Regions from separate parts of the Mus musculus genome. Here region 1 is linked to region 2. A link is a loop called in an ENCODE intact Hi-C map of the cell type or tissue named here. Cell type or tissue: heart. All regions are shown on one strand. Each heading gives the region's core, and the rest is flanking DNA. Links, peaks and the distances in the headings are about the cores only.

Evidence for each region. Peaks named below come from ENCODE experiments on the same cell type or tissue, not always from the same donor. Only the 100,000 strongest peaks of a DNase experiment are listed, where the experiment ranks them.
Region 1: a loop joins it to region 2, with 4 times the contacts of the local background. A loop is called at or near these places in 4 of 42 quality-filtered maps.

Annotation. Positions count from the first base shown.
Region 1 is chr6:4,455,291-4,458,201 of GRCm38, reverse strand. The region is part of intron 1 of Gm46948 (a long non-coding RNA gene); the gene reads left to right. Among named protein-coding and RNA genes, the nearest start is that of Gm46948, 8.5 kb to the left of the region's middle. In heart, for the core only: no CTCF peak of the experiment used is centred there; DNase peaks (open chromatin) are centred at 341, 1,131 and 1,751; H3K27ac peaks cover 2,042 bases.
Region 2 is chr6:4,505,174-4,508,084 of GRCm38, reverse strand. It overlaps Col1a2 (collagen, type I, alpha 2), which reads right to left and starts at 2,467. Exons shown (of 52, transcript NM_007743.3): 1 at 2,176-2,467. The coding sequence starts at 2,245. In heart, for the core only: a CTCF peak has its summit at 1,668; a DNase peak (open chromatin) is centred at 2,524; H3K4me3 peaks cover 2,175 bases; H3K27ac peaks cover 1,087 bases.

The DNA of each region.
Region 1 (2,911 bases), core at 250-2,749, 50 kb after region 2:
TGCTTTTATGCAAAGAGAGAGATGATTTAACTTTAGGCCATTCAGTTTGTAAGAATTTGACAGTAAATAACTTTCGCATTGTGATGGAGGAGAGGAAGGGATACGAGAAAACTTTTAAAATATTTAAAACTTTTAACACTATTATTTGCAACCATTCTGCTGTAGCTTAATTTTGGGTAGTCTCTTCACTTCAGACATTACAGTACATCCAAGTAAAAGTAACCTTTGGCTTCTACAGGAGAAGGGTGTGGGCTCCCCGGGTGAGCAGTTTTTCCTCTGGGCCTCCTGTGGAATGGTTTGTGGAGACTGCAAAAAGCAGAGGCAGGCTTTTGGCTCCGCCCTCCCCTCCCCCACTCCTTCCAACTCATCACATTCTTATATAATCCAGCAAAAATCTGCTTTTGGTTAGAATGCAGTGGAAGGAAGGCAAAGGAAACCTTTTTTTCCTTCCCCCTTTCGTTAAATGTTCCAAGTTTGTAGGAGAGGTCTGTCAAAGCAACTAACCAAATGGAAGCAGCTGGAAGTCATTAGGGGGACTTGCCATGGACCACGATTAAAGCTTAAAGCGGGGTGGAATTTGCACTCTCTCCCTTTCTCTTTTTATAGTACCCTTAGCAAGTTAGTGTTCCTTTTGAAATCCGAATTAGTCATGTGACTATAAAGGTTGGAAAAGTATTTTACTCCTCTACATCCTGGAGACCACTCCACTGATTTCTGAGGCCATTACTGCAAATGAATAAATGAACACATTTGGAACTAACTGGTGCTCCACCGCGGCGTGCCTCCTATTTCATGATTATCCTCGCATCTTCCTGGTCTTGGTCTGGTTTGAAATGATAACCACTGAGTCACATTAAGAACACTTTGTGGTTACTTTCCTAGTCCGACATAATAACGGCCGCCTGGTTTTTAAGAGCCCAATTTTTCTCTCTTCTTTAACCGTTGCATCACTTTTCAGGATAACAGTTTCAAATGAGGTCCTCTAAGTTCCAAGTTTGTGTTGTTTCATCTTCCTGTGGGTTTAGGCTCCAGGCATACTGAGACCTCTGCCACTAAACCTGCCGGGTAGGGGCTAAAGCCACAACTCCTTGGAAGGAGGGCTAGGACTACTCCTGTGGGTGTGGAGAGCCCAGGCCAGCCTCCGGAAAGAGGCTGAGTCTGTGGAAAAGGAAACAATGATGGCTTGCAAGCAAATGCTTCCTTCATGGAGGATCTTGCTGCGAGGAGAGGAGAGGAGAGGAGAGGATGTGAAGTAAGGGAGAGCAGGTTTTTCTGGCATGTGTTTATTTCCAGCATACCATCTGAAAACAAACTCCCCAGTTACTGTGCAGCAATAGGAGAGGTTGTGGTGGAAAGGGGGCAGGGAGTGCAGAGCCACATATCAAGTTCTGAACTCCTAGCAAAATGAATTTGCACTGTTGTTTGACTGCCTGAGTCAGAGTTAGGGCTTCCGGAGATCAGTAGGGGCTGGAAGCACTTCTTAATCTTTCTTAGGATTTCTGTAGAGAACTACATAGAAAGCAAACAATGAAATGCATTTCCCCCCTCATACTTCCTTGGAGAACCTGTTTAAAGACTGGGAAGATTCTGGAATCTGGATGTTGTAAACCATCCTTGCTGTAATAACCAAGTGAAGTCCTTGTCGGAGGTCAAAAGGTCCTCTCCTGACTCCCACTGCCCTCCCACCCACTCTGTGAGACAAATTCTTTTCTGTCCCTGGATGAATTCCTGAAACAACACAATAGCTCTTTTGGTTGACCTCAGATAATGAGACATCTTGTGTCCTTCGAGCTTGGGTGGGTGGGGTATTTTGGTCATTAGAGGCTGGACTTTCCTGTGCTAGTCTCCATGGTAATTGAAGTTGAGGCTTCTCACTGTCCCTTACCCAGGTCTGTTGAAGAGAGTGGCTTGAAGGATTTGAAAGCAAGGGCAGGGAATGTTATCCGCAATCCCCTGCCTCCTGCCTCCTGCCTCTTCTCAACCCCTATTTCTTCTAGGCCAGATAACTGCAGCAGGAAGGGGCATGGGGGGAGGGGTTGGTTGCTGGAGGATTCATAGGAAAGTAGAGGCTTTAGTCCACCCCTGCTGGAATTGTGTGTAGTTGTTCTCTCAGTGTCTGGTAGATCGTTAGCACGGATGCTTCCCCCCACCCCACCCCCACTCCCCTGGCAAATTGTAATGCTTTGTTTGAAAGCTTCCCAACCTCCAAATCCCAAATCCCTGGGGAATGTAATCTTTGGGTCTTTGATTTATATAGAAATCCTCTCTGTAGGCTGTAGTTGTCCACGTGTATGAGCATCTCCCCGTACTCCTGTGTGAGGGATGTGTACCGTTAGTTCCCGTAGTACTTAAAAAAAACTCCGAGGCTGGATCTTTTTAATTTTGTGTGTTTGTTTGTTTTAGAATTTCATACACCACACCATACCCTTTCTAACTCTCATTTAGCATTTTTTCATTTGAACTCAAAATCATGACCTCTCCATTAATCATGACTAGAGTTGCTGATATTTTTGTGTGTTTAGGGCTGGCCCCTTGGGATCCCATAACCTTAATCACAGCACACATCTTTTTCACCAAGAAACAGTTGCAACCTTTTCCTTTGTCTTCCTGCAGATGGAAGTAACTAGAGTGCTATGCCCTACTGGCTTCCCTTAGCTCCCTGCAATGCAACTGGAGCTACTTTGGGTTCCAGACCAAAACACTACTTACCCTTACTGTCCCCTCTGCTGGGTGGGGACAATGCTCATCGCTCCCATGGATTCCAAGTTTAAAATCACCATGTAGCCTCCAAATCTTGTAGTCTGGAAGTGAGTGGTCTAGTACAGATAAATAACTTTTTTTTTTAAAGCTACCTCATGGTTAGTCCTTTCTAAACTCTGTTAAGCTTGTCAGCGGGCTAAGGCATGTTTAG
Region 2 (2,911 bases), core at 197-2,696:
AAATTAAATAGTTAATTATTCACTATTTTTTAAATGCCATGAAGCATCACTGTGTCTGCAGGCAGGACATCTCCAGTGCTCAGCAATTATGGAGGAAGTGGCATAGGTGAATAGGTGGCTATCACCTTCTGATTGACAAGGAAATGATGCATAAGAATCTGAGAAAACGTTAGCCTGCATCCTGAAGCAGAGCTTGTTTTTTTTGTAAACCATTGAAGTGACTTAGCCCTTTCCCCCAAAGGTCTAATTTGCATCAATGAAAGCAAATTGATTCAGGAGTCTGATTTTTGCTATAAATAGTTCATGTCAATGAGGTAAGGTCATTGACTAAAGAGCAGCCCATTTGTGCCCTAAGAAGTTCTGCTTTGTATAAAGAGAAAACTGTGGATTAAAATCTTGAAAAATAATGAGAAAAATAAATACCCACTTCTTTGCTACAATTACCCTAAGACTTTAAAGACTGAGTTTCATTCCTACAGTATAATAATTACAGGATCATGTGGCATATAATTGCGGTCAGACTTGCTCCAGGATGATTCACCCCTAAAAATTGCTTGAATTTGGTGGTCACAAAGTGTGTCATTTGGAATGAGAACATCTGTTGAAGTGGTCACTGCTCAGAAGAGTGGGACACCTCCTGCATTCACATTTTAGGGCAATTGATGAGAATCACTGTTCAATTAGATAAATGGTATGTCTAGTTTATTTTCTCCATTGAAGGAAGAACAGTTTGCCTGAATTAAGAGAAGCCAGTAAGCCTTACAGGCTTTGGAAACGTGCCTTTTAATTACTCAGTTTGTGAGCCATTTTGGACAATGTGTGTTGGATAACCTTTATTGTTCTTAGTGGTTGGATGTTGAATAAAATGTATGTTGACCTTCAAATCTCTACTTCCCTAAGTCTACTATATTTTTCTGTGGGGATCCCCTCTTACTCTGGTTTCATATAAAATTAACTTGTAACATTAATTTGTACAATGCAATTACTTCTTAGTATCCTCGAGGGGTATATAAAAGTGGATGAAAGGAATATATACACATTCAAAATTAGGCTGTGGCAGACGTGGGGCGTGTAGCTGAAGGTCTGGGTGTGGCCACGCCCTCCTGAATACTCATCAAGCCAACATCTTTGTCCAGTTAAATTAGGCAGCCATTTTAAAAGATGAAACCCAAGTGGTTTTCTTCATTCTTTCTTCAGGAAATTCTAGTTAGTTATACAACCTAGAAATGGAAAATAGCCTCGAAGTTGGCACATTTAGTATATACCCCACATTTTAGAAAAAGGCCCAATTGATTCATTTGAAGTCACATGGTAAACGAGTAAGAGACTCCTGAGAAGAATCCCCAGGCTCTTGAATCTCAGGACGAAGTTGATATTTCTCACATCTGTTGTTTTCGTGTGTGATTACAGGTGGGAACTTGTTGAAGTGTAAGTGAACAGAGCTTATTTTAGTTAAAAGTTACCATTTCCATGATCAGGTAATGGATTGGGACGCTGCTTTGACTATTCAGAAGATAAAAGCTGAGGCCGAAGCAGCCCGCTTCTCAAGATACACCATCTGGGTTCTTTACATATGGCCCAGAAATGTAAATTACTCCATGGACCTGGGAAGTCTTTAATTGGAATTCCTAGCGCTTAAGGCCTGGTCCCTGTTCCTGCACTTTACCCCCTCCAGGGGGCGTATTTTTATCATTATCTTCATCAACGTCATCCAGAGCAACTCGGCCGCCCACAAGAAAATGGAGTCCTGTGAGTTTTGTATTATTCTATTACGGGGCTTTCTAAACTAGGCCTCAAGTTTCACAACGTGACCACGGGCATAATTCTGGGAATTGAAGAGTGGAGCCCTCTCAGTCGTTCATGCTGTCAGCCAGGTTTATATCTTGAGGCAACCTTCTTTGCCTCTTTGTGAGCTTCACCAACCGGGGCATCCGGGCTAACAGTCTAGTTTTAAGGGAAAAACTTCCCCCAACTCTTGGCAACAGTCAAGTCTTTCATATTTCCATTCTTTTCCCATGTATCTCGTGAACCCTAGTGTTTTCTCCGACAGATTAGAGGGCGACCTCACAAGCTGTATGTGGAATGAATGTGTGAAGTTTCCCTCTGTTGAGATAAGGGTGCCCACCTATCCAGCCTCTCTCCTTCATCTCCCCCAAACAAGCAGAAGACACTTACATTGGCATGTTGCTAGGCACGAAGTTACTGCAAGCAGCAACAGAGTCCGCGTATCCACAAAGCTGAGCATGTCTACCACTTAGACATGCAGACTCCTTGTGTTGCAGAGCCCCTGGGTCACCAGCGGAGGTATCACCTGGCGGGCGCAGGCATGCAATCGTGGACCGTTCCCTCCAACTTAGTCGAAACCTCCTGCTGCCGTGGTGCTAAAATAATAAAGCCCAGACCTGCCTTATTTATATGGGAAAAGTTTCCCCAGCCGGAGGGTGCCTCCAAAAACGTCTCCACCAATGGGAGGGCTAGGGCTAGGGGCCCGGGACTCAGTGCTGGGAGGAGACTGCGGGGGAGCAGGGGAGGGAGCCGAGGGGGGAGGGACGTGGCTACGGGGCTTCTTAAATTGGTTCCATTCTTTTTGAGGACGTGGACACTTTTGAGGCTTTCGAGGGGGAACTCTGACTCCCTGTCTGCATACCTCCGCCCTCCCCAGCCACCCGCCCTCTCTCGCCCTTGCCAAGTTTGGAAGCACTTTAGGACACCTACGTGGGCTCTTTACAGATCTCCGGGCGGCGGGGCAGGTGTTGAGGGACCTGGAGGCCGAAGATGAAAAGGCAGGAGCTGTCCAGTCCCGCTTCACTCTGTGCCCTGCGGGCCATCTGCAGGCTGGAGGGGGCTGGGGTGTGAGGGGAGGAGGGTGACAGCGTGGCGAGCTCTAGAGCTGCCCTCATGGGTTGGCTCC